Linked DNA regions of Homo sapiens: region 2 is linked to region 1. Evidence: chromatin loops called from intact Hi-C (ENCODE). Cell type or tissue: OCI-LY7. All regions are shown on one strand. Links, peaks and the distances in the headings refer to the core of each region. The heading gives the core; the rest is flanking DNA.

The links. Hi-C counts contacts between places; a loop is a spot of excess contacts. Peaks named below come from ENCODE experiments on the same cell type or tissue, not always from the same donor. Only the 100,000 strongest peaks of a DNase experiment are listed, where the experiment ranks them.
Region 2: a loop joins it to region 1, with 3 times the contacts of the local background. A loop is called at or near these places in 20 of 110 quality-filtered maps.

The regions. Positions count from the first base shown.
Region 1 is chr7:101,685,523-101,690,898 of GRCh38, forward strand. No RefSeq gene overlaps it. Among named protein-coding and RNA genes, the nearest start is that of MYL10, 59 kb to the left of the region's middle. RefSeq lists a silencer at 3,030-3,159. In OCI-LY7, for the core only: CTCF peaks have their summits at 2,962 (motif pointing right) and 3,171; a DNase peak (open chromatin) is centred at 2,979; H3K4me3 peaks cover 239 bases; H3K27ac peaks cover 418 bases.
Region 2 is chr7:101,540,510-101,545,885 of GRCh38, forward strand. COL26A1 (collagen type XXVI alpha 1 chain) reads left to right here. Exons shown (of 13, transcript NM_001278563.3): 6 at 3,489-3,587; 7 at 4,829-4,981. Among named protein-coding and RNA genes, the nearest start is that of LINC01007, 26 kb to the right of the region's middle. RefSeq lists an enhancer at 1,617-2,285 and a silencer at 2,299-2,593. In OCI-LY7, for the core only: CTCF peaks have their summits at 2,463 (motif pointing right) and 2,665; a DNase peak (open chromatin) is centred at 2,502.

The DNA.
Region 1 (5,376 bases), core at 315-5,314:
GGCTGCAGTGAGCCAAGATCACACCACTGCACTCTAGCCTGGGCAACAGAGTGAGACTCCATCTCAAAAAACAAACAAACAAAAAACAAAACAAAACAAAACAACAACAAAAAAACGAACAGCGAGGGAACCTTAAGGATCCAAGATTCCCACTGAGAAACCAGGTCTCTATTTCTCCTTGTTCGGTTCTGGAGCCGCACGTTCTGGACTTCTCCAGGCCCCAGACACAGCAGAAAAAAAACACGAGAATCCTCATGCACCTGGCTTTTTCATTTAATTAATTAATTAATTAATTATTTGTTTGTTTAAGACAGAGTCCCGCTGTATGGCCCAGGCTGGAGTGTAGTGGCGCAATCTTGGCTCACTGCAACCTCCGCCTCCTAGGTTCAGGTGATTCTCCTGCCTCAGCCTCCTGAATAGCTGGGATTACAGGTGCCCGTCACCACACCCACCTAATGTTTGTATTTTAATAGAGATGGAGTCTCACCATGTTGGGCAGGCTGATCTCAAACACCTGACCTTCCATCTCAGCCTCCCAAAGTGCCAGGATTACAGGGGTGAGCCAGCACTCCCGGCCACACCTGGCTTTTTCTTATTATTTATTTATCTATTTAGAAATGGGGTTCTCACTCTGTGGCCCAGGCTGGAATGCAGTGGCGCAACCACAGCTCACTATAGCCTTGACTTCCAGGGCTCAAGTCATTCTCCTGCCTCAGCCTCCTAAGTAGCTGGGACCACAGGCACGTGCCACCACATCCGGCTGATTTTTTAAATTTTTTGTACAGCTAGGGTTTTGGTATGTTACTCACGCTGGTCTCAAACTCCTGACCTCAGGTGATCCGCCCCCCTCGGCCTCCCAAAGTGCTGGGATCACAGACATGAGCCACCGCGCCAGGCCCACATTTTGATTTTTAAAGCACCACCACATAGCTTTATGTCCTCGTTGTTTTCCACCTGAATCTCCTTATACAAGACTCAGGCTGGGCCAGGCACAGTGGCTCATGCCTGTAATCCCAGCACTTTGGGAGGCCAAGGCAGATGGATCACCTGAGGTCAGGAGTTCAAGATCAGCCTGGCCAACATGGCAAAACCCCGTCTCTACTAAAAATACAAAAATTAGCTGGGCATGGTGGCGCATGCCTGTAATTCCAGCTACTCGGGAGACTGAGGCGGGACAATTGCTTGAACCCGGGAGGCAGAGGCTGCAGTGAGCCGAGATCATGCCACTGCACTACAACCTGGGCAACAGAGTGAGACTCAGTCTCAGAAAAAAAAATAATAAAATAAATAAATAAAAAGATTCTCAGGCTGAAGTCACGAAGTAGGGTGGCCCCGAGCCCCCCTCAGCAGACACAGCCCAAGAGGGCATCTGCAAAGAGCAGGACTGTGGGTTGTGGGCAAGACGTGGAGGGGAGGTAGAGGAGAGAAGGGGACCCCCTACACCAGGAGGAATTTGCAGGCTTCACCAGGGAAATAGGACGGCACCCCCTGCCCCAGGGAGGTGGGCAGGGCATAGAGGGCATTTTCCAAATTGTACAGCCACAGGGACCACTCTGCCCAGAGCTCCACTCACACCCTCCAACCCCCTAGTCACACAGACACACATTCACACACACACACTACAGTCGTACACACACAGACATGCATTCACATATACACTCACTGACATACAGATACATACTCACAGGCACACACAGACATGCATTCACATACACACTAACGCAAAGACACACACAGACATTCACACAGAGTCACACTTACACACAGACATGTATTTACACATTCAAATGAATACACACACTAACACACAGAGACACACACAAACACGCACACACAGACATGTAGTCACACACCAGATGCACACACATACACTAACACACAGAGCTGTACTCACATAGACCACACACATACACACATAGGCATCATCACTACGCTAATGTCTCTCAGTGTCCTACGACAGGTGTGCACGGCCTTGCCTTGCACTGAGGTGCCCCTGCAGTATTGGGGGTTCCACCGTAGTACTGGGGTCCACTCACCCATAGACCGTGCATCTCCAGCTTCATGCGCAGGAATTTCCCCATGCCACAGGGCCTTTTGCTGGGGAAGATGCTGGTCTGCCCAAAGTCAGCGTGGAATCTGGGCAGAGCCAGAATGACCTGCCCCAGGCTTGGGAGCCGAGCATATAACCCCCCTACACACAGCGCCATTCAGACCCTGGCACCCCACCGTTGGGCTCCCTAAAGATGTGTCCATTCTGCTTGACTTAAACACTGTATTCCTGGTTGGTCCTTCAGTGACAGGGGAGGGAGGAAGAGGCTGTGGCTTGCAGGACAGGGGGTCAGGATATGGGCAATGGCTTGGGGACCTCCTACTTGTAAGGAACCAGGGTGGGGTCCTATTGGGTGGACAGGAGACCCTGCAGCCCTGGCCTCACTGCCTTCTGGGATCCTCTGCCACAGGTCCCACCCCGCAGCCCATCCTGGGCCTGCGACCCACAGCCTGTGCCTCCTGTCCCCTGTCCCTCCCAGTGCACCCTGAGCCCACCCTACCCAGCCCCCGCCACCCCCCTGCTGCACTCCCAGGGCTGACCTTCTTCCCTGCCCAGGCTGGACATCCCTCCTCTCTTGCCTCCCCCTTGACCTCCCTGATGGGACTAAGTGGAGGCTTCTGTTCATGGAAACTGGGGTTAAGGAAGCAAACTACAGGGCCTGGGGTCAAGGTCAGGTCCAAGGTCAGGGCTGAGTCAGCCCTGACTTCGTTCCTCCCGCCTCTTCCCCCGGGCATCCAGGCCCTTAGGTGTCAGGAGTTACAGCCTTGCCCTCGCCTCCTGCTCCTCTGGCCGAGGCCAGGGCGGCCCCTTCCTGTCCCCCCTGCCCGTCGTTCGCTCCCCGAGGGCGCAGCAGAAGCACGGGGAACTCCGGACCCCACGAGGCGCTCTGGACGAGGTCGAGCCGCCGCTTCCCCCGGGCGCCGCTAGGTGGCGCCGCGCTAACGAGGATCGGGATAGACCGGAGGGGCCGCGCTGCCACCAACCGGGTCTCCACTCCCCAGGTCCTCACTCCCCGGGCCCCAGCCTCGCCCCAAAGCTCAAACACGCACCCGGGAACCCTTCCACCACCCTCCCTCCCCACCCCTGGCATCCTTAGCCCTCGGCAGCTCCCGTGGTCCCAGGGGCCTCTCCGGTCCCTCAGCAGGAGACCTGGAGTGCACGGCCTGTCCATGCCTCTGGGACGCAGGACAAAGTGGACGAATAGGAATCAACCGTGGGGAGGGAGGGGCCACCCAGGAGAATCCCAGTCCACGGAGTAAGGGAGGGTGGCATGCTGAGTGCCAGGCAGAAGGCCTGGCCCAGGCGGTGCTCCCTAAGTGAGGGTGCACCCTCACTTACATCCTTCCAGGATAGTTCCTCTTCACATCCTTCCAGGATAGTTCCTCGCCTAGGCGTTTTCTCCCTCAGTTTGGGGGTAGTGGTTTTTAGGGCCCCGTGTGAGAGTGAGAAGGCTCAAGGGTGCCACTACCCCAAAACCAAGGGGGCAAGGGGCAGACCCCAACTGTACCAGGAGCAAGGAGCTGCTTTAATTTACTCCTCCCAACATGTCTATTAGACGTTTTACCAACGAGGAAGATGGGCTCAAAGCCCAAGGTCACATGGGGGTGGATGGCCAAGGCAGGGTTGGAACCCAGGTCTGGCAGATGCCCTTGCCATGCCCTGGGGTGCCCCAACTCTGACCACAATGAGCCCTTCCAGCTCCTTCCCAGCCCAAAACTAAACCCTGAGGCAGAGTGACTGGGCCACGCTCAGACGTCCCTGACTCTATGCCCTACCTCTGTCCCTCTGAGACTCCCACTGTCCTACAGCTGCCTTCTGGTCTTTGCAATGGCTGATCGTCCTGCCGGGAAAGGTGTTTCCCCAGCCTCACCAGGGCCCACTCTGGCATCAACTCCTACAGGAAGCCCTCCCTGATTGATCCCTAAGTGGAGGCTTCGGTTGGGTCCCAGCCTCAGGAAACTGGCATCAGAGCCTCCCATGGTCCCGGGCTCAGACACAATAGTGAACTCAGCCAGGTGAAGGAAGAGCTGAGAGCCCACCACCACCACGATGCTGGTCCATCGGCAGCCTGTAGCACGCCCCAAACACCCCATTTACAAAGAAACTTTTCAAAGGGCATTTAGGGCAGATGATAAAACTATGGCCCGGAGAGGCCAAGTGACTAGTGCAGAGTCACACAGCAAACCAGAAGAGACTAGACACCAACCAAGATCTGTCACTATATTCATAAAAGAAAAGAAGGCTGGGTGCGGTGTTTTGTGCCTGTAATCCCAGCACTTTGGAAAGTCAAGGGGGTGCAGATCGCTTGAGCCCAGGAGTTTGAGACCAGCCTGGGCAACATAGTGAGACCTCATCGCTACTAAAAATGTAAAAATTAGCCCAGCATGGGGACGTGTGCCTGTTGTCCCAGCTACTCAGGAGGCCGAGGCAGGAGAATTGCTTGAGCCCAAGAGGTGGAGGCTGCAATGAACCGTGATTGTGCCACTGCACTCCAGCCTGGGTGACAAAGCAAGGCCCTGTCTCTAAAAAGAGAAAGAAAATAAAAGGAAGACCAAAAGCAATGAATTTAAAACACACACACACACACGCATGCATGAGTGCATGCATGTACTTAAGTGGTAGGGCAAAGTGCCGCTGCGGACTGCAGCTGGGAGAGAGGGTGACTCAGTGCCAAGATGCCCTGCACAGGGCCCCACGCTTCTGAGAACAGTCCAGAAGCCGCTCCCAGCATGCAGCTAAAGCCATTCTCTCCTGTGGACACATCCCTGGGGACAGACCCCGTCTGTCATCACCTGGCTTGGGTAACCCAGAAAGCTCTGCCCTCCAGGCACCAGGACAGTGTCACCCATAATGAATGCCCCAGAGCACCTAGGGGTAAGTTGAGCTGGGTCAGGCCGGGCCAGTCCAGGCAGCCCCCAGGAACCCCAAAACCCACTGGCATCTACCTCTCAGGGTCTCAGGCTGAGAGCCATAGGTGCTGGGGGACATTCTGGAAAGTGCCCCCAAGAAGGCTTCACAGAGCAAGTCCTACACTTGGGAGTTGGATCCAGGTTCAGCCCCTGCTCTGCCCTACCTCGGTGTAGCCCTGAGTGCTTCTTTGAGTTTCATTAATACAACCATGGGCTGGGGTGGGTGGGCACAGAGTAGCATGTGCTGGAGAGAGAGAGAGAGAGAGAGACAGAAAGAAAGAGAAGGCACATGCATATCATACATACCTTCACACTACTACTTCTTTTCTTTTTTTTTTTTTTTGAGACAGGGTCTTGCTCTGTTGCCCAGGCTGGAGTGCAATGGCATCATTGAACTCCTGGCCTCAAGCAATCCTC
Region 2 (5,376 bases), core at 235-5,234, 150 kb before region 1:
CCTGGGGGACAAGAGCAAAATTCCGTCTAAAAAAAAAAAAAAAAAAGTAGACCATCTGGCCGAGCATAGTGGCTCACTCATGCTTGTAATCCTAGCACTTTGGAAGGTCAAGGCAGGTGGATCATTTGAGGTCAGGAGTTCGAGACCAACCTGGGCAACATGGTAAAACCCCCATTTCTACTGAAAATACAAAAATTAGCCCAGCATGATTAATCCCAGCTACTCCTAAGGCTGAGGCATGAGAATTGCTTGAGCTGGGGAGGTGGAGGCTGTAGTGAGCCAAGATCATGCCACTGCAATCCAGCCTGGAAGACGGGGTGAAACCCTGTCTCAAAAAAATAGATGATCTTGGGCAGGTGCAGTGGCTCACACCTATAATCCCAGCACTTTGGAAGGCTGAGGTGGGAGGATTGCATGAAGCCAGGAGCTCAAGACCAGCCTGGGCAACATAGTGAGACCCTGTCTCTACAAAAAATTATAAAAATAAAAATGAGAAAATTGGCCATCAGGGCTGGCAGTCCCTCATGGAAACAACCAGCTACTGGGTTGCCACTGTAGGTCCAGTCCAGGCTGTGCAGTTTGCCGCAGTCCCCACCATTCCCTATTGTCTTACAGCTCAGCTACTGTCTTCAGTATCTGCCCTGCTCCTTGGCTTCTGCACTTATGGCCCCCAGCCCAGCCTTGCTGGGTTCAATTTTGCAGCATTCTGCCTGGCCAGGGAGCAGGAACTTACTGCTTCCCACCTCTTTCTGGGGTTTGCTCTCTGAACTCTCTGGCTGGAATTGGAGGACATCTGCCCCCCTGCCTTCCTGCCACACTTTTACAATTTTATTTTATTTTATTATTTTATTTTGAGACAATGTATTGCTCTGTCACTGAGGCTGGAGCACAGTAGTATGATCATAGTTCACTGCAGCCTTCATCTCCGAGGCTCAGGTGATCCTCCTGCCTCAGCCTCCCAAGTAGTTGGGACTACGAGTGCACACCACCACACTTGGCTTTTTTTTTTTTTTTTAATTTTTAGTAGAGACGAGGTCTCACTGCGTTGCCAGGCTGGTCTCAAACTCCTGGCCTTAAGCAATCCTCATGCCTCGGCTTCCCAAAGTGCTGGGATTTACAGGTGTGAGCCACCATGCTTGGCCCTGGCCACATTTTAAAGTTAAGGGGAAGAATTTTCCCTCTGCAGATTCTACCTACTGGTCTGGGCTCTGCCACCTGGGGCTGTAATTACCTTTGCTTTAATCACAATTGTAATAATCATAGTTGCAATCGATGAAGCCCTCCTGGTTGCCAGACACTGAGGTGGGGCTTTATCCTGGAGGACATTTAGCAAACAACACCTGTCTATAAGGCTGAATCCAGGGGTTGAAGGCTGAGGTCTACCATGAGTGGTCAGGATCTGCACTGTGCCAGTTATTAAATATTTTCATATCAGATATGAAAATATTTCAAATACAGATATAATTTTTTTTTTTGACATGGAGTCTCACTCTATCACTCAGGCTGGAGTGCAGTGTCGTGATCTCGGCTCACTGCAACCTCTGCCTCCTGGGCTCAAGGGATTCCCCTGCCTCAGCCTCCCTAATAACTGGGATTACAGGCACGCACCACCAAGCCCCGCTACTTTTTGCATTTTTAATACAGAAGGGGTTTTGTCATGTTGGCCAGGCTGGTCTTGAACTCCTGACCTCAAATGATCTGCCCTCCTTGGCCTCCCAAAGTGCTGGGATTACAGGTGTGAGCCAGCACACGCAGCCTAATTTTTGTATTTTTAGTAGAGACGGGGTTTCACCATGTCGGCCAGGCTGGCCTCAAACTCCTGACCTCAAGTGATCCACCCGCCTCGGCCTCCAAAGTGTGGAATTACAGGTGTGAGCTAGCGCACCCAGCCTACAGATATCACTCTTAATCTTCACACAAAGCTTGGAAGCCTTGAGGTTACAGGGGAGACACCTGAGGCTCAGAGAAGTTAAGTGACACCCCTGGGGTCACCCAGCAAGCCAGCAAGCTGGGGGCATTTTGCCTCCATGATTCTCTGCCCTTAGAGCCCTTTGGAGGGGGCGCTCTCCCTCTGCCCTCTGTTCTGAGTGTCTATTCTGATGCTGGGTTGGGGAGCAGGGGCAGAGCAGGGAGGAGAGATGCATGACACAGGTGGCCTCCAGTGGCCAGTCCCAGGGCCGGGGAAGGAGAGTAGGGTATCCTGCATTCTTGGAAAGGGACTGAAGGCTGCGGGAGGAGGGCCGAGCTCAGGTCTCCTACGGGAAGGGGGACCTCTCTCACTCTGGCCCCCGGCCTACCCCTCGAGCCGCTGTCCCTAAGGTCTCACCCCCAGAGCGTTACCTCATGCCCACATTCTTCAGATCTTTCTTGGGGGATGGAGGAGGAGGGGCTTCCCATCCCACCGGGGACCCAGGCCCACGAAAGCGCATGCCTGGCAAGACCTTTCCAACCAGGGGAAAATGCAGTTTCAAGAATGGCCACCAGGTGGGGCACACACTCTACACATGGTGACACCTGCAGCCAACCTGGATTCCAGAGCGCAGGTGGGGCTCTTCCGAGGCCAGCAGCCCCCAGCCAGGCCCTCCCCACCATACCACAGTCCCATGCAGGCAGAGTGCAAAGGGCCCTAAGACTCAGTGCAGGTCCCTTCATCAGATCAGCAAACTTTTTTTTTTTTTCTGAGACGGTCTCGCTCTGTAAGCCAAGCTGGAATGCAGTGGTGTGATTATAGCTCACTGCAGCCCAGACCTCCTGGGCTCAAGCCATCCTCCCACCTCAACGTCCCCAGTAGCTGGGGCCACAGGCGTGCACCACTATGCCCGGTTAACTTTTGTATCTTTTGTAGAGATGGGGTCTCACTATGTGGCCCAGGCTGGTCTCAAACTCCTGGGCTCAAGTGATCTTCCTGCCTCAGCCTCCTAAGGTGCTGAGCAAACATTTTTCAGCATCCTCTCTGGGCCAGAGGGAGAAAAGGCTGTCCCCTGGCCACACAGCAAGCCTTACCTCTCCATCTCCTTGTCCACCCTTGGGGTTTAGAGATCTGTAGCTGGGAAGATCCATCCTTCAGGACCTCCTGGGGCCTCCTCGGAGGCCACCTGTTGGGGAGCACTTTGCCACAAGCCCGGTTCTTGACCCTAAGCAGAGAGACAGCAGGGTGTGAGAGAGGGACCTGGAGCTAAGCAACTTCATCTGCAGCCTGGCTGTGTGAGCTTGGGCAAGGGACCAACCTTCCTGAGCCTCAGTTTCCCCACATTGAAAATGGGAACGAAAGCAGTTCTTAGAATCATAGATGTTTGTAAGTGCAAAGCTGGTTTGTAAGTTGTAATAACCAGCTCCAAGGTGATGTGAGTGCCTTTGCCTGTTTAGGGAGTCCCAGGTAGGCAGGGCTCCTGGGGGAACGTAGGCTGACAGCCCAGGGGGCCAGGCCTGGAGCCACTGGAGGCTGGGGGTCCACCATGTTCTGATGCCCTGTCTCCTTCTCTCCCCAGGGCCCCCGGGGCAGACAGGACCACCAGGGCCTGCAGGCCCCCCCGGGTCTAAAGGTGACCGAGGCCAGACAGGAGAGAAGGGTCCAGCGGGGCCGCCTGGTAAGAAAACCCCCCACATATGTGATGTTGTCAACCTGCGGAAGGGGCTGGGCTTTCTTCTCTACTGGAACAGGCGAGGTGTCCCACGCACCCACAGCCCTGATCTTGCTGGGTACCAGAAAAACGGGGTCTTTTTTTTTTAATTTTTTGAGAGGGAGTCTCGCTCTGTTGTCCAGGCTGGAGTGCAGTGATGCCATCTCGGCTCATTGCCACCTCTGCCTCCCGGGTTCAAGCAATTCTCCTGCCTCAGCCTCCTGAGTAGCTGGGATTACAGGCATGCGCCACCACACCTGGCTAATTTTGTATTTTCAATAGAGACAGGATTTCACCATGTTGGTCAGGCTGGTCTCGAACTCCTGACCTCAGATGATCCACCCACCTTGGCCTCCCAAAGTGCTGGGATTACAGGCGTGAGCCACCACCTCACCTGGCTTTTTTTTTTTTTTTTTTTTGAGATGGAGTCTTGTGCTGTGTCGCCCAGACTGGAGCACGGTGGCACAATCTCAGCTCACTGACACCTCCACCTCCCAGGTTCAAGCAACTGTCCTGCCTCAGCCTACTGAGTAACTAGGATTACAGGTGCCTGCCACCATGCCTGGCTAATTTTTGTATTTTTAGTAGAGACAGGGTTTCACCATGTTGGCCAGGCTGGTCTTGAACTCCTGACCTCAGGTGACCTGCCTGCCTTGGCCTCCCAAAGTGCTGGGATTACAGGGGTGAGCCACAACACCTGGCCAAAACAGGGTCTTCAGGGGCTTCGGGTACAGGCATGAGCATCGAGGCTGTCAGGGGCCAGGAGCAGTTCTCAGCCATTTAAACACCTCCAGAGACCACCCTCTCAACTCCTCCTGGGTCCTGCCGGGGAAGGACCCCTGGTTCAGCAGGTACAGGGCCAGCCCAGGATGGTGGCTTATACTTGGTGTTCCTGCCACAGGGCTGAAGTCCCTGGGAGGGACCAATGGGCCTCTGGCCAGAGCCTTTGCTGATTTCACCGTCCCTGCCCCCCTCACCCTCCCAAGCTGCCACTAAGTGTCCCCTCTGGACTGGGCTGGGAAGGGAAGCCCATTTCATTTACACCCCAGGACACCCCCAAGGAAGACTGTGGATCGGAGGTCACCACTGACTGCCTGTGGGCCCCTGACCAACCCTGTTTCTTTCAAGGCCTCAGTTTCCCCATTTGTAAGTTGCAGCCACCCGCCAGGCTCCGGCTGCCACAGTGACTGTTCTTTTCCTCATTGCAGGGCTCCTGGGGCCTCCAGGGCCCCGTGGGCTTCCTGGAGAGATGGGGCGCCCCGGCCCCCCAGGACCACCCGGCCCAGCAGGCAACCCAGGCCCCTCACCAAACAGCCCCCAGGGCGCCCTCTACTCCCTGCAGCCGCCTACAGACAAAGACAGTGAGTAATGCCCCTGGGGGGCCAAGGGAGGGCTGAGCTACGCTGTGTTCTGGGAGGGATCAGCCTTCCTTAAAGGATCCTGGGAAGTGGACCCCACCACATGCCCATCCTGCTGCACCCAACTGGCTCACTCCTGCAGGCCTCCTCCAGGAAGCCCTCCATGCAGTGTCCAGGGCCTGCCAGTGACGATGACAGGGAACAGCTTGGGAGCAAGGCTTGGTCCTGGGGCTAAGCATCCTCAAGTGGACCCAGGGCTAGCCCCAAGCCCTGCTTTTGGCCCCAAAGTGGCCTGTCTCTGCCTCAGTGCTCAGCTCCCTGCCTTTGGGGTTGTGAGCCCCAAAGTTCACTCTGCTGGCTGACTTGGCCCAGATTCCCTACCTGGCTACCCCACCCCA